Linked DNA regions of Homo sapiens: all the other regions are linked to region 1. Evidence: chromatin loops called from intact Hi-C (ENCODE). Cell type or tissue: endothelial cell of umbilical vein. All regions are shown on one strand. Region 1 overlaps FGF12 (fibroblast growth factor 12). Region 2 holds the start of LOC124909472 (a long non-coding RNA gene). Region 3 holds the start of FGF12-AS1 (FGF12 antisense RNA 1).

Region 1 (8,000 bases):
GGCAAAACCAGAAAGTGCTTTTGACATTCAGACTTGGGTGGCGGAGGGGGATCCTGTTAGGAGACCACAAGAAAGTTGCAATTGAGAAAGATCTTGAAGGGCTTGAATAAGAAAAGCATTTTCTACCTGACCCAACTTGCTACACAATATTAACATCCTTTGGCTTTGGTTGGCAAAGCACAGTTGAAGTTCTAAGACATTCTCAGTGGCAGGTTATGTGAGTGCCTTGAGTCTGCACTCTGATCTAAGCAAACACAAAATCAAGAGGGATATTGTTTCAGATGCCAGCAGGCATGAGAAGAGGCTGTGTCCCCCATACCTACTTCTCTGCTGGTGGCTGCAGTAAGTGGCTGTCTCTGTGTTTCTTGGAAGTCACACAGATGAGTGCTGCTCCCTGCTGCCAAGTCTTAGTGACATTGATGCTCTCTCAGAATGGTACCAGGGAATGCACTTCAAGAGCCTCTCAGTATCTGCTCTTGAAAAAATTGTCTCTTTACACATCTTTCCAGAAACACATACTACTGGGCACTAAATGAAATGATGTGAGAACCACTCTACTGCTATTTGTATTTATTTACTAAATGAAATAAATGCCTACCATATTGATTAGAATTAACGTCAGATTGTCCTATCCAGATAATGCAAATCACATGTCAAAGTGTTCATGCTAATTTAAAAATTCATCTGTGTTTTATGTTCATTGAGAACCTAGAGTATGTTTGGCACTACTACGTACATCATGAGAAAGTGTTAAACAACTTACACTCTTCTACTTCTACTCTTTTTTTTTTTTTTTCAGAGACGGAGTCCTGCTCTGTCGCCCAGGCTGAAGTGCAATGGCAGTCTCAGCTCACTGCAACCTCTGCCTCCTGGGTTCAAGCGATTCTCTTGCCTCAGCCTCCTGAGTAGCTGGGATTATGGGCGCTTGCCACCACATCCGGCTAATTTTTGTATTTTTAGTAGAGACGGGGTTTCACCATGTTGGTCAGGCTGGTCTCGAACTCCTGACCTCGTGATCTACCCGCCTCTGCCTCCCAAAGTGCTGGGATTACAGGTGTGAGCCACCATGCCCAGCCTACACTCTTCTACTCTTATAGTGCTCTACAAACGTTATTGAAAAGTCCCAGGAAAAAAAGCTAGCATTTATTCAGCACATACTGCGTGCCATAAACCATGCCAAGTAATTACTATAATGTATTTTTGTATACCTCAAAATAATCGTATCAGTAAGTATTTTTATTTCCGTTTCAAAGATGACTACCAAACTAAGAGACAGTAAATTAGTAATTAACCTACGTTTCTACCGTTATTTACTTAAATAATTAAAATTTAAAATCAAGATTTTGGTTACAAGTCAAATACTCTTCTACTCTTGAGACATTTGGTTCTTTTAAATCCTGATACTACTTATGTAAGTGTCTCTCTTTCAAACATAGCTAAGGATAAAAGTAAATGTGCTCACAGTCTCTCTAGCTCTTAATATAGTTACTGGGATGTCACCATCTTTCTTTTGTATTACACTTTTTATCTCCTACAACTCTCAAGTAATTTAGGAAGTTGATGAAGAATATTATTATACATACTGGATTGCCATCATCTAAAATGGGGTCATCTCTGGGGTAAAATATAACATCTGTTTGAAGAGCTACACAGATTTCCAAATTTGAAGCCTAATATATTTTCAAAAGTAGCATTAAACATAATGCAATGTTCCCTTGTAGCTTCCTGCCTCATTTTTCACTTTATACCTGTATTTGTTCAATTTTAGGTGAGTAAAGAAAAGGATGTGATATTTTTCCCTCTGACAATACTATGAGGCTCATCACTCCCTAGCCCTCTGCTGTGCTAAGTGTGGAAACTAACAGAGGCCATTCCAGAGACCACATTGGAATCACAGACTATCAGAGCTAAAGCAGACCATGGAGGGCACCATTTCCCCCCTCCTTTTATAGATTAGGGAACTGGAGCCTAGCAAGGGGAGGAAAAGCCCAGGATCTTAGACCAAGTTAATGGTAATAACAACACCAAATCCAGGTCTTACACTACTAGTCCATGCTGTGTGTTATGTATAGCCGTGGGAGAGTTTGTGGATATTTATATGTGTTTTTCTACTTATGAAAACAGATAACTTTTCAATAACATTTGTAAAGAGCTATAAACTTGGTGAGAGTAAGTGTAACACCTATGAACTTGATCTCTTGGAGCTTTGTCTCAAGTGCTATTTATATCCATTTAAGAAAGTTGTAGTAAGACAGTTCCATCCCCATGTAATTTTAATGTATTGAAATTTAGTTTAATACTATTTAATTTTAATGTAATGAATGAATCTGATTACTACTCTGTTGTACCACATTTAAACCAATTATTTTCATTAAAAGCTACAATAGTACATGACTTTATAGATTAAATTCTATCACAGTTCTCTTAAAAAACTTTCAATAGCTCTCTGTTGCCTTTAGGATGAGGCACAAATTCCACAGCAATGCATTCTATTCGCTAGTGATTTATTATGATTTCTATCATATATCTCCATATATCTTATTTTCTTGACCCAATAAGCTGGTAACACTCTCCAAACACTGTTCATTCATTTATTGTTTTGTTTGATTGATTTAATTTTATTAATCATGAGTTTGACATATGAGAAATGATAGTAGACACATAGGATCGCTGCCCTGGAGGACTTCCACAGCCTGACATAACCTTGATGTTTGACACCTTTGTGCTTTTCCTTTCCTGTCTGTTTAGAAGGCCTTTCTCAGACTTATTCCTGGGAGACTGCATCCCACTTTTCCTTAAGTGGGCAGTTCTCATGTCACTCCATGGTGAAACCTTGTAAGGACCCTTGTAATTGAGAAGAGTGTCCTTCTCTCCTGAACATCCCAGCACAGAGCCCACCTTTCATTTGTGTTTGCTTCATTCTGCTATTACATAAAATATCAGGTCCATCCACTAGACAGTACGTTCTAAGGAGAGAAATTATGTTTTATTTCTTTATGTCTCCCATGTGATAAGCAGTTTGGCATGTGGTAAGTGCCCAATGACTGAGGGATGGATGTAAAAGGAAAAGCACATAAATGCTTTGGTAGAAAAAGTTGGCAGGAGACCGCTTTTCTTCCTCTCCTTCACCAGTTCTTACCTTAGCATTTTAAAATTTTATACACACATATATGCAGTATACATATAAAACAACAAATATGTGTATGCATGACAACTCACCTTGTATGCATCTTGTATGTAGGATGTATCATATTTTATAAACATATGTATATTGTATATGCATAAAATTATAAAATGCTGAGGCAAGAAGACTGGTGAAGGGATAAAAAACATGGCCTATTGCAAAGTTTTATTATAGGTAAACAAAGAAATTGGTAAGATGTAAAGATACGTGTGTGTGTTTGTGTGTGTGTCTCTCTGTGTGTACGGTGAATCATTGCTAAGAATAAACGTTGTTTATAGACTCTCCTCCTGTGGCATGTGATTCAAATTATATATATTCAGGACAAGGGCAAATTCATATCTTCATGAAATTTTCCCTAGACTATAGTTGTTTTAAAAGATAACTTGCAGGTTAATGAATACTCTAGCACTGAGTTGCAAGTTTTGTGTTTAATTGAATCCTTGAAGCCAAGATGCACAAGGGGTGAACTAATTAAAGAAATTAGTTATGTGACTATCAGATGCTGCAACATCTAACACATATATTAAAGGCAATGCCTGTCTTGAAATTACCTGGTGGAGAAGATCCTGAGGCAAAGTTTGCATCCTGCCTTTCAGCTCCTATGTATTTTTGGCATGGTGCACCAGATGTTTTGCAAACAGCACTACCTGGTGAAGAAAATTCTCATTAGCATTACAAATAATTCTGTATTTTGATGATACTTCTATGGTTACAAAAAGAATTATGACTCTCTTTTCCTATGCAATAAACCAGTGTGAGAAATTCCTACTGTTCTAAGGAATCCTGTTTTATTTGAAAATAGATGTCAGATGAACAGGATCTGGGGAAGTGGCCAGTGAAGAAATGCTTAGCTTATATGCTAACTGGGGACGTTTTGGGGAAAGCATTAATAGTCTTTTTTTTTTTGAAGACTTTATAATTCATTTGATCTGACGTGAAACAAATTTAAAGAGGGCGGGGTGAAGAAAAGGTCCGAAGAAGAAAATAAATTTCAAATTTCGGAGATCAGAGCTAGAATGCTAGTGTGACCTTGGACCACTTCCTCAGCAGCCTGAGCTTCTCTTTATGCATCTATAAATTAGGCATATAGTGAGTGTTGATAATAACTAGTAACTGTCTTACTGAGTGGTTGTGAGGCTTGAATGGGAAGCTTCTATAAACTGTGTCATTTTGTACCTACTAGCTTTTGTTAGAACTTTTTTAAAAAGCCTAAAATATAGTCTTTAATAGAAAAATTAAACCTTATACCAGAGAAACCACTGATCGTAGAATCAGGAGGCCTAGGCTGTGTTTCTGCTTAAGCTACCAAGAACTGTGTGACCTAAAGCATGTTGCACCTTTCTTGGTCTTCAATTTCATAATCTTTAAAATGAGGGCATAAGCCTGAATAATTCTTAAAGTTCTTTCCATTCCAAGTATTGTATGTGGTGATTCCATATCTAAATCTTTGCACGTAAATCTTTGTCATGAGAGTCTGTTGTATTCATTTTGGAAATGATCTTAAGAAACAAAAAGTTTAAGCTGTTTGCCCAGGCTCTCTCAATAAGCTAACAGCAGTTATACATTAGAATGAAAAACCCGAGAATTTAGCGACTTAATGCTGTGTTAAGTCGCTCTTCTAGATACATACTTATAAAATGGCTCCCTAAGATGGAACACTCCAAAAAGAAAATCAGAGGTTGGTATTTTATGCCAATATAATTTCTAAAACACTCACACATTTTAGTGGCTCTAGGAGAATTGCTTAGCAAAGCTATACATACTTTAATTACACAAATTATGCAACAGGGGGCTCTCTAACAAAAAAGAAAATTAGTGAGCCACACATTTAGGCCTGATTCTGCTTCAGAAGCAGGATTAAGTCTTACCCACAATTTTCAAGGAAGTAGAAGTGAGATGCTATGCTATTACAGGGCTCAGTTAGGATTATAAACTCACGGAGCTGTCATATCAAGGCTTACTTAGAAGATTTTCCGGTATTTGGAAGGGGAAAGCATGGGCTTGCTCCCAACTCTTATAGCTGAGAGCATTCTTCACATCAGGTTTTCCCACCCTGCCCAGCCACATGTTTTCTTTGCATATAGAACAAAAAAGAAGAGCTATCATAGCCATCACTAGCACCAGAACTAGCACCCTTCCTCTCCTACTACACTGGGACCACATAACTGAAATGTGATTCATCAATTACTAAGAGGCTGAACCCAAACTTGCTGAGTTCAAATCATGGTCATTCCCTTTGACAGCTGTATAACCTTAGCCAAGTTACTTTTTTTTGTTCCTCTGTTTACGTGTTGACAATAATACCCATTTAATAGGGTGGTTGTGATAATAAGTTGATACATATAAAGTGCTTAGACCAGTTCCTGGTAAATGATAAGCACTTGAAAAATGTTAGCTTTAAATAATATTGCCTTTATCCAGAGTTATAGAGAAGGGCTTTGTGGCACAAGATTAATGAGTCAGGTTTAGTTCTTCTGGGGACTGAGGGAATCTAGCCAATGGCCTGGGGAAAGAAGGATAACCAATGCTCTTTTCACTTTAGTTAACTACTCTGAAGTTACTTTGGAAGATGACAGAAAATGCTTCCTACTTTGTTTTGTTTAAGTAATATGATGTCGGTGAGCACTATATTTAGAGTCATAGAATTTTAGAGTAGAAAGAGACCTTAGCAATCATCTGGTTAATCTCATTTTAAGAATAAGGAAATAGAGACCAAAAAAGAGGAATAATTTGTTCAAAGTTCCGTACTGAGTAAGTAACATCAGAATAAAAATTCAGCTCAGGCTAGAAACAAATCCATTAGAATGTATTTCCTCTGTTGACTCTCCTCACTATAGAATTATCTCTGTCTTTTATCCAAATTATTACAAAACTGTTCACCAACAGTTATCTAAGATTTCTTATCTATATAGAAATTGTACACAGGAAAAAAAAATACCAAAAGCCAAAAAAAAATAAACTAAAGCAAAAACCTTTGAAGTCCAACTATGACAGGGACAGCTTTATGTTGTTTTGGGCCATCTCCCCAGTTAATAGACATCTTCATATTTCTTTCCTTCACCACCACCACCACTTATTCAGAGATAGAGGAATTCAGTTTGAACTAAAATTGGGAGAACTTAGCAGCTTCAAGAGAGTTTCGTTGAGATGAGTCATTTACTCTTTTTTTTTTTATTATACTTTAAGTTCTGGGGTACATGTGCAGAATGTGCAGGTTTGTTACATAGGTATACACATGCCATGGTGGTTTGCTGCACCCATCAACCCGTCACCTACATTAGGTATTTCTCCTGATGCTATCCTTCCCCTGGCCCTCCATCCCCTGACAGGTCCTGATGTGTGATGTTCCCCTCTCTATGTCCATGTTTTCTTATTGTTCAACTCCCACTCATAAGTGAGAACATGTGGTGTTTGGTTTTCTGTTCTTGTGATAGTTTGCTGAGAATGATGCTTTCCAGCTTCATCCATGTCCCTCCAAAGGACATGAACTCATCCTTTTTTATGGCTGCATAGTGTTCCATGCTGACAATCTTTGCTACAGCTACTAAAGCCATTTTTTTTTTTTCAAGTAAGCAGTCACATTGAAAATATTTGGGTACTCTAGACTATATACTTTTTTTTCTTATTGTTTAGACTCTCTAAAACTGAGTGTCACACATGGTTCCAGAACCCTTCCAAAAGTAATCTTCATTAAAGGACTTAAATCATAAAGATCATCAGTTATTCTTTTAACAATTTCTCATTTTATGGATGAGTAAATTGATGTACAGAGGTTAAGTGACCTTTCTATGGTCACACAACTTTCTCACCTACTGGTGGAACACATGCTTACTTTCTAATTTTAAAGATAATACTGTGCATGGAGTCAGTTAAACATTGTCAAGCAGGAAATGGGATGGTTGCCTTTTAAAGCTCCTAACTTCATGCATGTAGTGGCCACTGTCGATTCTCGTCGAATATCTCTCCACCCCCTTCATTGTGTTTTGTAGCATTTTATTGATAAAACATTTTGTAAGACTTTTTTTTTCCAATTTGTAGTCAGTTTTCTCCAATTGGTTTTGAGTTTTTCCAAATTGTGATTCTTGTTTTTCTTCCTGACAAATGAAATCAAAGATACTATATGATGAGCTGTGAGTGTGTACTGAGATTTACGTATTTCTTTCTTTTTGCCAATAATTAAGTGTAGCAGCCCATTTGATGTTGCTAAAAACAAATACCTGAGGTTGGGCATTTATAAAGAAAAGAGGTTTATTTGGCTTGTGATTCTGTAGATTGTATAAGAAGCATGGCACCAGCATCTGTCTCTGGTGAGAGCTTCAAGAAGCTTTCACTCACAGCAGAAGGCGAAGGGGGAACAGCTAGTGCCACATGGCTAGAGAGGGAGCAAGAGAGAGAGGGGGTACACCCCAGACTGTTTTTAACAATTAACTCTCACATGAACTAACAGAGTGAGAACTCACTCATTACCGTGGAGAGGGCACCAAGCCATTTATGAGGAATCTGCTCCCATGACCCAAACACCTCCCACCAGGTCCCACCTCCAACATTGGTGATCATATTTCAACATAAGAGTTGGAGGGGATTAACATCTGAACTACATCATTGAGTCTCCAGATTTCTCTGTGATTACTTTTAGTGGAATTGGTAGATCTCGTGGGAAATAACCATGACTGCAACTTAAAGTAAGTATTTCCTTTTCACACTCTCTAATATGAGCCTAACACTTAACCTGCAGAAGGCCTGATGTGAGGGAACCATAGCAGAGCTCCTAATAGCACGATTTCCACCCCCGACCATTTTCCTTTGGTTCTGTGCT
Region 2 (8,000 bases), 920 kb after region 1:
GGAAAGGTGGAATAGTCGGCAGAGGTCAGTGGTTGTAAGGTATTTTTGGCCCTGAAAGGAGGATTGAATTTGATTCTAAGTTCAGTAATAGAAAGGATTACTTTTGAAGACTTTACACAGAGGATTGACATGTTCTAATCTGCATTTTAAAAGAATGAGTCCTACTTCTGTGAGGTAAATGGACAGTGTAAAGCAAGACCAAAGAAGAGACAGAAGAAGGGAAGTGTAATAGTTCAGGTGTGAGCTGCTGGTGGCTTTGAGTCAGAATAGAAGCAATGTTACCTTCATTATCCTCCTCTTGTACTGAGTGAACCTATACTACAGAATTATCACACTGAAGGATATTCTAATTTATATGTGTCTGCCACCTGTACTAGACAATAAACAGCTTGAAGATTGAGGGTGTATTTTATTCATCTTCCTAGCCCCCATCATTCAGGGTACAGTGCAGAGCTGACCCTTAATAAATGTTTGTAGCACAGATCATAGCAAAATGGTCTTTTCCTGTGATCCTGAAAAGTACCATTGATGTATACATGTATACATTGATGTATCATAGTCAAGAACCTATGATACCAACCTTGGTCCACTACTTATAGCTCTTCATCTTGTGTAGATTATTTGACCACAACATTCCCCTAGCCTCAGTTTATTCACCTTTCAAGCTCACGGTCCTATTAATAGCAAACTAGAAATAAATGAGCAAGGGCCTTGTAAAATTACATTGCAAAGTCTCATTGATTGCAAAGCATTATTATCAGTTCTGTTTCCTCTTCTTAAATATTAGCTTTTTATATTAGAAAGAAAGATTTTTTTCTCTTCAAGTTAGAACTCACCAGATGTCTCTTTGAAAATCTTAGGAAATGTACTGGTGATTTGGGAATGCAGAATAATCCTTTAATTCTCCCAGCCTTCTGTTGTTGTAGGTGGTTTAGAAGTCACAGATAATTCCCACTTCTTATAAATTTTCCAACCATCCTAATTCTTCTCTCATGCAGAAGACTGGGTTCTATTCATGAATCAAAAGCTGACACATAAATAAATATGTGGTATAAAGGCAGTGTGGTGTAGAGAAAAGATCACAGCACTTACAGTCAAAGGCCTGAAGTTTTTGGTTTTATCACCTTCTAATGTGGTTTGCAGCATGAATTAGGCATATCACTTACCATGTCTTGTGTCTAAACGTTCCGTCATATTGAGGAGACAAGAAAAAGTGTGTTTGGATTTCCTACAATATCCAATTCTCTTGTTCTCCAACATTAGTTGGTGTCTGACAATTCAATTCAATTCTGACATCAACTACCCCGAATTAACACAGATCCCACAAGTTAAGGGTTCCGTCCTGCAAGCCTGCCTCCACTTCTGCCAGTCACAACAAGGTCTTTAGGCTACCTGCACTTCTGCCTAACAACTATAAATTTGGAGGTTCTTCACAATCCCCCTTCAGGCTCCATAATTTACTAGAATGATTTATAGAACTCAGGAAGTCACTATACTTACGATTACTGTTTTATTATAAAGGAAACAATTCAGAAACAGTCAAATGGAAGAAGTGTGTAGGGCAAGATACTGGGGGGAGGGGGCATACAGAGCTTCTGTGCCTTCTCTGGGTACACCACTCCCCCAGTACATGGACATGTTCAGCAACACAGAAGCTCCCTTAGTAAAGAGTGTGTGTGTGTGTGTATGTGTGTGTGTGTGTAGAGATAAGGTCTTGCTGTGTGCCCAGGCTGGAATGCAGTGACTATTCATAGGCAAGATCATGATGCACTACAAACTCAAATTTCTGTGCTCAAACAATTTTTCTGCCTCAGCCTCTCAAGTAGCTGTGACTACAGGAATGTGCCACTGCACCTGGCTATGTTTCAAAGTTTTTATAAAAGTTTCATTACATAGATATAATCGATGAAAGCATTAGTTATTAAATTCTCCAGCTCTTCTCCCCTCCATGAGGTTGGAGACAGGGCTAATAGTTCTAATTCTTTAACCAGGTGGATGGTTTTTCTTCTGGCAACTAGCCTGCATCCTGAAGCTACCTAGGTGCACAGCAAGTGTTACCACGTTGGCATAAAATCAGGAATGGTCAAAAGGGGCTCATTATGAAAAACAAAATTCCAACGGTTGGTTGTAGGTGGTTTGTGTCAGGAACCAGGGACAAAGACCAAATATATATACTTTTTTTTTTTTTTGAGACGGAGTCTCGCTCTGTCGCCCAGGCCGGACTGCGGACTGCAGTGGCGCAATCTCGGCTCACTGCAAGCTCCGCTTCCCGGGTTCACGCCATTCTCCTGCCTCAGCCTCCCGAGTAGCTGGGACTACAGGCGCCCGCCACCGCGCCCGGCTAATTTTTTTGTATTTTTTTTTAGTAGAGACGGGGTTTCACCTTGTTAACCAGGATGGTCTCGATCTCCTGACCTCATGATCCACCCGCCTCGGCCTCCCAAAGTGCTGGGATTACAGGCGTGAGCCACCGCGCCCGGCCTATATACTTTTATTGTACCACAAATGGCAATCAATTAGGTTATTTCTAATTTTTCTTCCAGTTCTAAATATTCTGCCATTGGTTAATTTTTATTTGTACTCCACTTCCTAAAGTCAGTTCTGTACTATTGAGCACAAAACCACATGGGTATAGAAGCACGTGGATTATATGAATCTTAACACAATAGTAGGATAAAAATGGTTAACTCTTCATTCCTTACCAGCATCACAAAAGGAAAAGATTCTCAATGCTAATAAAATTTCCCAAGATTAAGAAGAAAGAAAGAGACATTTAAACAAAAATAACAATTTGAGAGGTGGAGGAAGAAAATAATTTAATGCAATAATCTCATTAATTCTGACTTCCTTCTAGATTTCATCATACCTTAAAACTGTACATAATAGCAAATTTTTTTCTACAAACTATTCAAGTAAATAGGATAAACTACTTTCTGAGAGGATTGCTTAAAATCAGGTAAGATAGTGAAGTTAAACATCAAAAATATATAAACACATTCATGAACAAAAATCGAAATAATGATAAGCCACTCACGCCAATTTACCCAGTCATCAAAGCACAAATTATAAAATTCCAAATTTAAAAATAAAGTTAAAAAGAAAGAGAAATGAGGAAAAAAACTAGCCTTAGTTGCTATAAATCAAGCACAATGAGAATTTCCTGCTCTTGCGTTTTGGTCCCATTATTATTTTCGTGAGAACTGTAACTGGAGATTTGTCCCTTTGGGATACGTAAGCGACTATGGTAAGGGTTTTGCTCTCCACCTTCAGATCAAAGTAGATGCCATGTTTTTCTCCAGATGACTTCCTGTACATTCTCTCTTCTCTCATGGCCAAATAACAAATGATCAGAAAGTTACTAACAAATGCTTTACTGTTAACTGGCAAGAGGGTACGGTAAGCTAAACTTCAAATTATTCCAAAAGTAACAAAGGTTATTTTCAGCCAGTCAAGGGAAGTCACATTTACAGCACCACCTTGTGAAAGAATAAGGAACTTGCTTGCCAAGGTAAGGAGCAAGAAGCGAACCTTTCTGAACTCATTAAAGGAAATTTTTCAAACGCTTAACTTCCTTTCCATTATCTATTAGTTACTTCACAATATATGTGTATGTACATGGACAACTCAATTTGGAAAATTTTTCTACTTATTTTCAATATTTTTCTCTCAGCGCAATTATTTCACTATTAATTATCAGAGCCATATAAAATAAAGGCAGTATGTACTGTGCCTAAAGAAATATGGTTTTATATTCAAGCAAAATGTATTCCTTTTCTGTATCCCCGTCTTCTCTTCCTTGAACCTCTTTTCTTATAACTCCATAGATATCAAGACTCTCCTTTTTTTAATAAATGGAAAAAAGGCCAGGGAATTCATGTCTAATAGTTTATCATAGCAGGGTATAAATCAAAGCAACATAAATACTGTGTGTATTATCTAGTATTCCAATCAATATTTGTTCTACAAATTAAAAATGGAAAATGCATGGATACTGTGCTGCTTATTATTGAGTCGGTTTTCTGAATTTTTGGATTAAGATTCCCAAATAGTTTACTCCTTAAATTGTGCAAACTGCCATTCTAGATGTTTTCTTTTTCTATTTATTTGCAATGTGTAAAATTACGTGGCCCAGTGGTTCCAGATTTTCGTGTGCATAAGAAGTAACTAGAGTATTTGTCACTTGTTACCAAACCCTATTCCCAGGCTTTGATTCCAGAGAACTGAAGTGGGAGCCCTCTAATCTGCATTTCAACCAGTTCGCAGATGATTCTAAAGTGGGTGACCCACGGCCACACTTTGAGGAATAACGTTCTGATTCTAAACTATCTCATTTTGCCATTTGAATTTGTTGGCCTCTTGTGGGATTCCTAATTTGTGTGTAACTTCTCCCATTTAATCAGTTAATTTTCCTCTTCTACCATGTTTTCCATGTAATGTTTTGTCCTTGGATCTACTTCTATTCTATTTTTATATTATTCAATCTTCTGAATTTCTTTTTCTGTCAGACACTGAAAACTAAATCTATATTATACTCCATAGTAATGTTCCCTCCACTATATAGCAGACAATCTAGGTGTTTTAAAACTAAATAACCTTACAGCAATTTACTCGTTTTTAACTAATGTGCAATTCTGTTCAGGCTGCCTTTCCTACAACACTTAGGATTTCTGAGTGCTAACACCTCTCCAGTCCTATTCTATGACCTCCAACCTCCTAAATCTAATTATCTCCAACTTTAAAAATCTGCCTGAGTAAAATCCGTAAGCAGAAAGAACAGGCACAGCTGTACTCTAAGCACAGCTCTATTTACTACAATTCTTTTAACTTTTCTAATTAAAGTTTCTACAGTTAGGCATTTAGAGTATTTGCAGTAATTTTGTTTTCACTGCACTGAAGGTAGGTCATTAGCCTCCACAATTTGAAGAAAAAAATAGGCAGGGAAAAAACATATATATACATATATATATATTTTTTATATATAGGCACACACACATATACGCACACACATAATATGTATGTATACATTGTATATATAGTGTATGCATTTCAAATGTATGTAAACCTATAACAAACACATATGCATATAAATAATAGAAAGCCACATGGTGTGGTAGAGAGAACTCTTTACAGTGGCTATTGAGCAACACCTTGATTCCGCCATTAGCTTTTGCAACATTCTCTTCCTTCTTTGGGCTCTGTCCTCATATTCCAAATCGGGTTTGAATTTGATAGTTAAGAGGGGTCTAAGATTCCTTCCAGATCAAGTGTCATGGGAATCGTAAGGTCACAGAGTAGTCAAGTTGCTCACTTTCTAAATGATCAAATAGGCACCGTTTTAAGCTAGAAAGTGATTTGTACATAGGAGAGATTGTACCATAATTCCTCTTTCAGCCCATTTCTAGTCTGCATTGACAGCTTCTGTTCTGGCAAAGGAAAGTGGGAACTAAGGCAATTGCTTATCTTAATATTCACATAGCCTAGGCCTATTCCTTTCATCTCCCACACTCTTCATTCTAGCCTGAGTTTCAAGGTCCCTGAAATTCTGTGTTTCCAAAGCTCATCTAGTTCATAGACATTATTGTCATCTCTTGGTTTCATAGCAGTCACCACTCTCTCCTCCATTGCTAACAGAAAGGTCCTTTCTCCCACCTTCAAAAACCCAGCTTGGAACCTTTCACAAAAGCATATTGTGTAAACCTAGAACTGAACTTCCAAAAGTTAATAAGATGGCTAAAAAAAAATTCACCTCTGCTGCTTACATTCTCTGAGACCTTGAACAAGCTTTTTAATTGTATTGGGCCTCTACAAATGAGGATTATAACACCCACCTCACGAAATTGGTGTTGGCATCAAAGACGATGAGGTCTAAAAAATCTATCCCAGACCTGACCCGTTGCAAATGGCTGGAAACCATTAACGCCTCATCTTTCCAAGGAATGTATGAGAGATTAATTCCTTTTTACATCATTTAAAGTCTGTAAAACTATAATGTTATTGTCATTATTTGAGAAACAAAGTTCGGTGCTGTGCAAAGAACACATAGAAAACTGCCCACGCACATCCTGCCACTGTCATTTAGAAAAGAGTTTTAATTCCGCAAAAAAAATAAACAGGAGCAATGAAGCTATGCAGCTGTACCTGATTTCTACCTGATTTCTGCCATTATATGTGAGTAAATCTCTTGCCCTTTGTGGATGTCGAGGACCCCATCTGTGAACTGCCGAGACGGAGCTGTGTGACCTCTTAAGTGTCCTTCCTGTTCAGAGATTGCAGCGATACAGTCAGAAAGAGGCTCTGCCATCACAGCTCGGCACCCCGGGCAGGCAGGCAGGCGCTGTGCCAGAATGACTCCCTCCTCGCCTGGGAAGGGTTTCCCTCGGCTGCAGCAGCAGCTCCAAGGAGGCTGCAGGCAAGCGGGGGCGGCACTCCCACGCAGCTCCTCAGAGACAAGGCAAGTGCTGCCTTCCAACCATCAATAATGCAGTATTTTGTCCGCAATAAATTCCCTCCAAAATTAATGAAACAGCCCTTTTAAATTCTCCCGTCACTGCCTCATACAGCAGAAGCTGGGCTAGGCTTCCTGCTCTCTAAATAAATACAGAAGCCGTATAAAGTGTCTGGAGGCAATATCTAGCTTGCTGGGACACAATCTAATCTTTTCAGCCGCGTACAGAAACAAGGAAAAACAAAGAAACCCAGCACCAATGTGTTTGATCTTTATTGCAAAAGGCACTCACTCTATCATACACACAAGAGCCCACACACCTGGGCAAAAGTTTATGGGCATCCATCGTCTCAGTCACTTCCACTTTGCTGTTTTCTGCAATGTGACCTAGAGGATACCCGTAAGGAGGATTAGAGGTGAACTTAACTCCAGATATTATCTAGGAACTCCCCCTTCTTTTTACAGGTGAAGAAACTAAAATCCAGAGAAAGAAACGAACAAAGAGCTGCAATCTACAGCCTAGGGTCCTAGTAGCCTGAATCGGCTCTTCTCCATTTTTAATGTGCGTAAGATTCAGTAGGTCTCAGGTGAGACCCTATAGAGTGTTCATTTCTAAGAAGCTCCCAGGTCCTGCTGCCGGTGGCGTTCCATGAAGCATGATTTTAGTATCATGTATCTAGAAAATCATGAGCCCCACTGAGGCGAAGCCAGTTATTTTTTTACTGTGTTCCCTGCACCTGACAACATCAATCCAGTAGGTATTTAATAAAAGTTTGTCAAATAATTACTTAGTACACCTAAGAGGCAGCATTGCATTGTGGCTGGAAACATGGACCCTGGAGCCATTCTGCCTAGGTTCACATCCTGACAACGGCATCAACAAATTGTGTGCCTTGGGCAAGTCATTTAGCTGCTCTGTCCCTCAGTTTTCTCAATCATAAAATTGCATCGCTAATAGTATAATGTCTTACAGGTTGCTGTGAGGGAGGGAAATGAGCTAATATAAATAAAGCACTTAGAATAGTATCTGGAGAGTGAGAAAACATAAATATGACTTACTTATGGTCACATAGCTATTTAGAGATCTGGGCAATTTATATTTTTTAACATTTTAGTTCAGTATCACCATTCATATCTTTTAAAATTTTAGTTCAGGATCATCAAGCAATACCTGGCAGAAGAACATTCTATTTATTTAGTTATGAAGGATGGCATTTCTACCCTACAAACCTTTAGAGATATAAAATGTAAGTGTAAATCACATAAAAAGACATTATATAATTGAAGGTAGCTGATAAATGAACATACACATGTAAGCCAATCAGAAACTAAGCTCAAGCCTTATAGAGCTGAGTTCAAATTCCAGGTCATTCACATCTAAACAGCGCACAGGTAAACCATTTATTCTCTCAAAATGACAACTGGCATATAAATAAAATGGAGAAATATCTAACTTAGAAAAATGGTATATAGAATAAATGAGATAATGTGTAAACTCAAAATGACAATTGGCATATAAATAAAATGGAGAAATATCTAACTTAGTATAATGATA
Region 3 (8,000 bases), 190 kb after region 1:
ATTAATTTGTAGAGTTTATTAAAATAGCCTTTGATTTTTAAAATTTTCCCTGACTGATCATTACTTGCTTATTATTTCTTATATTGGGTGTTTGTGCTTCTTCCTTTCCTTTTTGACTGGGCTACTTCAGTGGTTCTCAACTGGAACAATTTGGTTCTCAATTGGAACAATTTTGATACCCCCAAGGGGAAAATTGGCAATGTTCATAAACACTTTTGGTTGCTAGAACTAGGAAGGGGAGGGCTACTGGCATCTGGCTAGGGATGCTGCTCATCCCATAATGAACAGGACAGCTCCCACAACAAAAATTATCTTCCTTAAGTACCGAAGTGGAAATATCCTGGCAGCTAAAACTTATTTATATTATTATATTTTTTCAAAGAACCTACTTTTGTATTTATTTACTAGTCCTACTCTTTTGTTTCTAATTCATCAATTTATTTTAATCATTGCAATATTCTTCCTTCTACTTTCCTTAGGTTTCATGATTTTTAACTAATTTCTGAATATGAATGCTTAATGTGTTTTTCTTTTTACTTGTTCCCTTACATAAATATTTAATGCAGTGATTTGTTTTTCTGAACACTGCCTCAGCTGTACCCCATAAATACTGATGCAACGTATTTTTATTATTTGTCTCTAAAAGTCTTGTAATTTTGGTCTTGATCTCTTTTTTGATTGAAGATATACTCAAGAACAGTTGGTTTTGTTATTTGAAGTAACTTGAAAGCCTTTTTCTTTATTATGTGAATTTAGCCGTATGAATTTCATTCCTTAAAGAAATTTTTGCCTGCAGTCATGAGCCAGGCAATGTTCCAGGTGCTCGGGACACAGCAATGGACAGAACAAGCAGACATCCTTTCCCTCATGGAACTATCAATAGGGGAGATGTATTTAATTTTAATTCTAGCATAGAATTTCATGTTATCCTTTCCCATCTTTAAAGCTTTTTGTATTTCCTTTTTACCTACTTTGGAGAGAGAGAGAGTGCTGCTTCTGCTCATTAGAAAGTTGGTATTCTTGATCTAATATAATTTTTATACCCTAAATCCCCTGTTTCTTCAAACTGTTTTTGATTCTCCACTATAATCAGTGATGGAATTAGTATGTTTGTTTTTCTTTATACTGCTTTTTCCTCTTATCCCCTTGATTTCGGTTAATTACATAATCTTTGTAGTGTTTTCCTTTGAGATATTAAATACATTTATATTCACATTACTTATTTTGAAGTATTGAAAATATCCTTTAACTCCTGGTATTATAAGTGAGAAAATTACCATACTTATCACTCTCCCACCCAGTCATTTAACATTTACATTCTCTTCTGTCACCTTAATCCTTGCATATGTTTAAATCATTGTTCAACAAATGTATAGATTCAAATTTCAGTACTAATCTTTTTATATAGTCTTTCCAAAAATATCTTTCTGTTCAGTGAAATTCTTCTTCAGCAAGAACTCATGGGAATAGTATTCCCTGAATTCTTACATGTTAAAAATTGGGTTTTGTTTGTATTTGTACTTGAACACTGTGGCTAGATATTAAAGACTTGGATTATATTTTTCTTTCCTTGAATATTTTGTGGGCATTGATTCACTGTATTCTAGAATTAAATGTTGCTGTGTAGATATCTAAGGTCAGCTTTATTTTTTCCCTCCTCGTAATTGGCTTGTTCTTATTTCCTGAAAGCTCAAAGAAGTCCTTTCCTTACCCTTTAGGTTAGTTGCTTTAATAAGATACAACTTAAGAAAAAATAGAGGCTTTGCTTTGTTATGGTGAAAAGCATGATAGTATCATAAAATAAAAAATTACAAATAACATACAAAGTAGAGATAAAGACCTCTGAGAAATTGGGGGGAGATATGTCTTCTGACAAAATATCAGACCAAGATATTTATAGGATTTAAGCTGAGTCTTAAATAATTAGAGCATGAGGACTGGAAAAGGAACAGAATACAGCTGGGTGATAATGGGACATTGGGTGAGATAATCACTGTGCACTAGGTCATCTATTTTACCAGATTCTGAGCAGTTTGAAGTCAACAACTACTTCTGATGTCTTTTTATTTCTTGCAACTAGCAAAATCTTTTGCATATAACAGCTAAGTTTACATTTATTGTTGCATGTTATCATTCTTATTGTAGCAGATAAACATATTTATATTGGTTTTCAGAGCAAAAAAATAATAATTTTATCAGAAAATCATCTTAAATTCAGTGAAAAGTTGATATTCCAAAAAAAATAACAGGGGAAATCAGATAAGTCATTGTATTATTATTATAACATTGATTTATCTTTTCTTGAATGGCAATTATTGTCACTGCTGGGCTGGAAAAATCCAGAAAGCTCTCCAGTATATGGTAATTAGATATGGGATCTATCAGTCATCGTGTGGTGTTGAATAACAAACATATGGAAAAATGAAGCATGAATGCATCTGTTTTGTACTATTTCCTCTGAGCCTTCAGCATACTAATGGATTACCATAAGGGTGGGGATTCAACATGCACAACATCTATGAAAAATGTATAAGACAACTTTCCTGGTTGAGTTTTTCTCTACCAAGAAGGTCATATCTTGGACTTTCATTCAAAGACTATTATTTCTGGGATCTTCCCCCCTGCACCCATAGTGTCTAATACAACTTTTTCTCACCTTTCATCTTACCCTGTTTCACTAAGACCTCAGATATTTACTGGGGCTTTCCAACCTTAAACTTAGTTGTGACTTGGGTTACCCCATTAGCAGGATTAGTAGTCTATCACAACAGTCCCCAACCTTCTTGGCACCAGAAACCAGTTTCTTGGAACGCAATTTTTCCACAGACTAGTTGGGGGTTGGAGATGGTTTCCAGATGAAACTGTTTCATCTCAGATTTACAGGCATTGGTTAGATTCTCACCAACAGCGCTCAGCCTAGATCCCTCATATGCACAGTTCACAATAGGGTTCATGCTCCTATGAGAATCTAATGCCACTGCTGATCTGACAGGAAGAGGCAGAGCTCAGGCAGTAGTGCTCACTCACCCGCTGCTCACCTCTTGCTGTGTGACCAGTTCCTAACAGGCCACAGACCAGTACCAGTCTGTGGCCCAGGAGTTGGGGGCCCCTGGTCCATCACACACTTGAAGAGCTATTGTTAGAATAAGCTTCACATAATTAACGGCTTTGTCCCAATTTGGTATTAAAAGAGCAATTTCCCATCTTACTCTGTTCACCACAATTCAGTGTAAGAGATCAGGGATTTGTTCCTACTTCTTTAATGGAAAAACAAATCTATCAAAATCAGTAGTTCTGGAAACATCAATGCAAACAAAATGGACAAGTTTCCATGGATTTTTCTATTGTTCATTTTGAATAACATTAAAGTGCATGGATGCTACCATTTGTATGCAAACCAAATAGAGAATAGAAAAGAGCTAGCTTTTTATGTATCCTGCAGATATTTTTTGGGCTCAATTTATATTTTGGGCCATGTACACTTCTACATGTTACACATAGACCTCATGTCTTTTCGTAAGTATGAAGACTAGGAAAAGTTATACACTAAGCAAGCCCATTCTGTGGGATTGGAATGTTAACCTGTATTACACTAAAATCTCTGCTTTTATTAGGATGCTGGTCTACTTTCCAAGATGAGTACTGTTTGTGGAAAATGCACTTCCCATCACATTTGGGAGAATTAGATTAGTATAGACTTGACTCAGCATGAGCTTCAGCCATCCCAGGTTCACCATTGATAGGCCTAGCACTGTCCAAAGATTGCCATTGATAATGTGCTCCAGGAGGATTACATGTGGAATGACCAAAGGAATTCACTGAGTTAGAGTAAACTTTGGACCTGTGAGGAACCTTTGAAGCAGCCATAAGATGATGGAAAGAGCAATATACATGTAACACAAAAGCCTGGGATTACCTGCTCTGCTCTTTTCCAGAGACAACTCACTGAATTCCTTGAGCTTCCATTTACAAGTCTGTCCAGTGGCACATCAAATAAAATAATTGAAGTCTTTCTGCTTAAGAAAACTTTAAAAATTACAGTTCAGTCATTTTATAGTACAGGTTAACAAAACTGAAACTTGGAGTAAGAAAACGACCTGGTGGACCCCTACCATTATGCATCCACCCATTGTCTCCCCCTGCTGGCACACTCCAACCATGACCTCCCCTGCCAGCACGTACCTGCTTGCATCCTCCCCCTGTCAGTGCATACCTGCCCATAGTCTTTCCCTGCCAGTGCACACCCACCCTCAGCCTCCCCCTACTGATGCGTACTCGCCTGCAGCCTCCTCCATTGGTGCACATGTGTGTGGAGACTCCCACTGCCCCACTGGAGCAATTTTGCCAGCAGCCCCTGCCAGAGTGTTGTTGCAAGTGAACTGGGAACACCTCAGCACCTCCAGCACAGCAGGTGCTTAATCTCAAGGGGCCAGAGAGCAAAGCCACAGGACTAATCCCCCATCCCCCAGGATTACAGCATGCAGCCCAAGAGTGCTGAGGTGAGCTTTGGCTCCAGAAAAGCATTCAGAATTGAAACCAATCCATGAAACCCAATTTATACCATAGTCAAAACCTCAAGAGCATCAAATAATAGAAAAGCAAAAAGCCCCATCCAAAAGACAGCAGCTTCAAATACCAAAGGAGCATCAGTCCACACAGATAAGAACTAGTGCAAGAACTCTAATGATTCTTAAAGCCAGAGTGTCTTCTTGAGTCTAAATGACTACAACTTGCTCCCCAGCAATGGTTCTTAACCAGAATGAAATTGCTGAAATTACAGATACAGAATTCAGGAGCTGAATGACAAGGAACCACATATAGTTACAGGAGAAGGTTGAAACCCAATCCCAAGAACACGGTGAAACAGTCCAAGAGTTGAAAGAGTACACATCCATTTTAAGAAAGAAACAAACTGAATGTCTGGAGATGAAAAATTGACTCCAGAAATTTTATAATGCAATTGGAGGCATTAATAACTGAATAGATCAAACTGAGGGAAAAAAGTCTCAGAACTCGAAGACTGTTTTTTGGAATCAATGCAGGCAGACAAAAATAAAAAAGAATTTGAAAAATGAACAAAAGCTCTGAGAAATATGAGATTATGTAAGGAGACCAAACCTGTAACTCGTTGTCATTCCTGAAAGAGATGGAAAGAGAACAAGCAACTTGGAAAACATATTTGAGAATATTGGTCATGAAAATTTCCCCAACCTTGCTGGAGTGATCAACATGCAAATTCAGGAAATTCAGAGAACCCCTGCAAAATACTATACAAGATGACCATCCCCAAGACACGTAGTCATCAGATTCTTCGAAACCAATGTGGAAGAAAAAAATCTTAAAGACAGCTAGAAATAAGGGGCAGGTTATGTACAAAGGGAACTCCGCCAGGCTATAGTGCACTTTTCAGCAGAACCCTTATGAGCCAGAAGAGATCAGGGTCCTATATTCAGCATCTTTAAAGAAAAGAAATTTCAGCCAATAATTTCATATTCAGACAAACCAAACTTCTTAAATGGAGGAGAAATAAAATCTTTTTCAGACAAGCAAACACTAAGGGAATTTGTTACCACCAGACTTGCCTTATAAGAGATTCTTAAAAGAGTGCTAAATATAAACACAGGAGATGATTACCTGCCACCACAAAAACACACATATGTACATAGCCCACTGACACTATAAAGTAACTATACAATTAAGTCTACATAATAACCAGCTAACAACATGAGGACAGGATCAAATCCTCACATATCAATATTAGCCTTGAATGTAAAGGTACTAAATGCCCCTACTTAAAAGACACAGAGTGTCATGTTGTATAAAAAAGCAAGACCCAACTGTAGATCCATCTCACATGCAATGACATCCATATGCTCAAAGTAAAGGGATGGAGAAAGATCAAGCAAAGGGAGAGCAAGAAAGAGCAGGTGTGGCTATTATTATTTCAGATAAAACAGACTTTAAGCCAACAGTGATCAAAAGGGACAAATAAGGGAATTTCATAATGATAAAGGGTTCAATTCAACATGAAAACTATACTAAATATGTATGCACCCAACACTGGAACACTAAGATTCATAAAAGTTCCTGCAGACCTATAAAGAGACTTAGATAATCAAACAATAATAGTGGCAGACTTCAACACCCGAGTGACAGTATTAGACAGATCATGAAGGCAGAAAGCTAACAAAGATATATCAAATGTAAACTCCACACTTATCAAATGGAATTCGGAGACATCTAGAGAATACTGTATCTAACAACAACAGAATGTACATTATTCTCATCAGCACATGGCGCTTACACTTAGACTGGCCACATGCTTGGCCATATAGCAATTCTCTATAAATTCAAAAAAAAATGACATCATACAAGCTACACTCTCAGAACACAGCAAAATAAGAATAGAAATCAATACCAAGAAAATCTCTCAAAACCATACAATTACATGGAAATTAAACAACCTGCCCCTGAATGACTTTTGTGTGAAGAATGCAATTAAGGCAGACATCAAAAATTTCTTTGAAACTGATGAAAATAGAGATACAACAAACAGAATCTCTGGGACATAGCTAAAGAAGTGCTAAGAGGAAAGTTTATAGCATGAAATGCCTACATCAAGCAGTTAGAAAGATCTGAAATTAACAACCTAACATTACAACTAGAGGAGTTAGAAACACAAGAGTAACCCAACCCCAAAGCTAGCAGAAGAAAAGAAATATCCAAAATCAGAGATGAACTGAATGAAATTAAGACATGAAAATTCATATAAAAGATGAACAAGCCCAAAAGCTGGTTCTTTGAATGGATAAGTAAGATTGATAGACCACTTGGTAGATTAATAAAAATGAAAGAATATCCAAATAAACACAATCAGAAATGACAAAGGTGACATTACTACTGACCCCACAGAGGTACAAAAATTCCCCGGAGACTATTATGAACACCTCTCTGCACACCAACTAAAACACCTAGAAGAGGCCAAGTGCAGTGGCTCACGCCTGTAATCCCAGCACTTTGGGAGGCTGAGGCAAGCAGATCACAAGGTCAAGAGATCGAGACCATCCTGGCCAACATGGTGAAACCCCATCTCTGCTAAAAACACAAAAATTAGCTGGGTGTGGTGGCATGCACCTGTCATTCCTGAAAGAAATGGAAAGAGCTACTCAGGAGGCTAAGGCAGGAGAATCATTTGAACCTGGGAGGTGGAGGTTGCAGTGAGCCAAGATTGCGCCACTGCATTGTAGCCTGGCGACCCAGGGAGACTCCGTCTCAAAAAAACAACCAGAAATCTAGAAGAAATTGATAAATTCCTGAAAACATACAACCTCCGAAGATTGAATCAGGAATAAATTGAAATCCTGAACAGGCCAATAACGAGTTCTGAAATTGAATCAGTAATAAACAACATACAAACTAAAAAATACCCTGAACCAGATGGACTCACAGCCAAATTTTACCAGATGTATAAAGAAGATCTGGTACCAATTTTACTGACATTATACCATAAAATAAAGGAGGAGGGACTCCTGCCTAACTCATTCTATGAGGCCAGCATCATTCTGATACCAAAACCTGGCAGAGACACGAGGGAAAAAGAAAACTTCAGGCTAATATCCTTGATGAACATAGATATAAAAATCTTCAACAAAATATCAGCAAACCAAATCCAGCAGCACATGAAACAGCTAATCCACCACAATAAAGCAGGCTTTAGTCCTGGGATGTAAGATTGGCTCATCATATGAATATCAATAAATGCGATTCATCACATAAACAGAGCTAAAGGCAAAAATTACATGATCATCTCAATAGACACAGAAAAGGCTTCTAATAAAATTCAACATCACATCCCTTTGTTTTAAAAACTCTCAACAAACTAACCATTGAAAGACCATACCTCAAAATAATAAGAATCATCTTGACAAACCCATGGCCAGCATCATACTGGAGGGACAAAAGCTGGAAGCATTCCGCCTGACAACTGGAAGAAGACAAAG

The links. A loop is a pair of places that touch in the nucleus more often than their neighbours do. Peaks named below come from ENCODE experiments on the same cell type or tissue, not always from the same donor. Only the 100,000 strongest peaks of a DNase experiment are listed, where the experiment ranks them.
Region 2: a loop joins it to region 1, with 20 times the contacts of the local background. A loop is called at or near these places in 1 of 110 quality-filtered maps.
Region 3: it touches region 1 in a loop (12-fold over the local background); 1 of 110 quality-filtered maps calls a loop at or near these places.

Annotation. Positions count from the first base shown.
Region 1 is chr3:192,420,177-192,428,176 of GRCh38, reverse strand. The region is part of intron 2 of FGF12 (fibroblast growth factor 12); the gene reads left to right. Among named protein-coding and RNA genes, the nearest start is that of FGF12-AS2, 91 kb to the left of the region's middle. In endothelial cell of umbilical vein, no CTCF peak of the experiment used is centred here; a DNase peak (open chromatin) is centred at 4,996; H3K27me3 peaks cover 233 bases.
Region 2 is chr3:191,498,254-191,506,253 of GRCh38, reverse strand. All of the region lies in intron 1 of PYDC2-AS1 (PYDC2 antisense RNA 1), which reads right to left. It overlaps LOC124909472 (a long non-coding RNA gene), which reads right to left and starts at 1,428. Exons shown (of 2, transcript XR_007096215.1): 1 at 837-1,428. RefSeq lists enhancers at 5,848-6,401, 6,402-6,956. In endothelial cell of umbilical vein, a CTCF peak has its summit at 3,478 (motif pointing left); no DNase peak of the experiment used is centred here.
Region 3 is chr3:192,234,601-192,242,600 of GRCh38, reverse strand. The region is part of intron 4 of FGF12 (fibroblast growth factor 12); the gene reads left to right. It overlaps FGF12-AS1 (FGF12 antisense RNA 1), which reads right to left and starts at 3,971. Exons shown (of 5, transcript NR_046596.1): 1 at 3,917-3,971. In endothelial cell of umbilical vein, no CTCF peak of the experiment used is centred here; no DNase peak of the experiment used is centred here.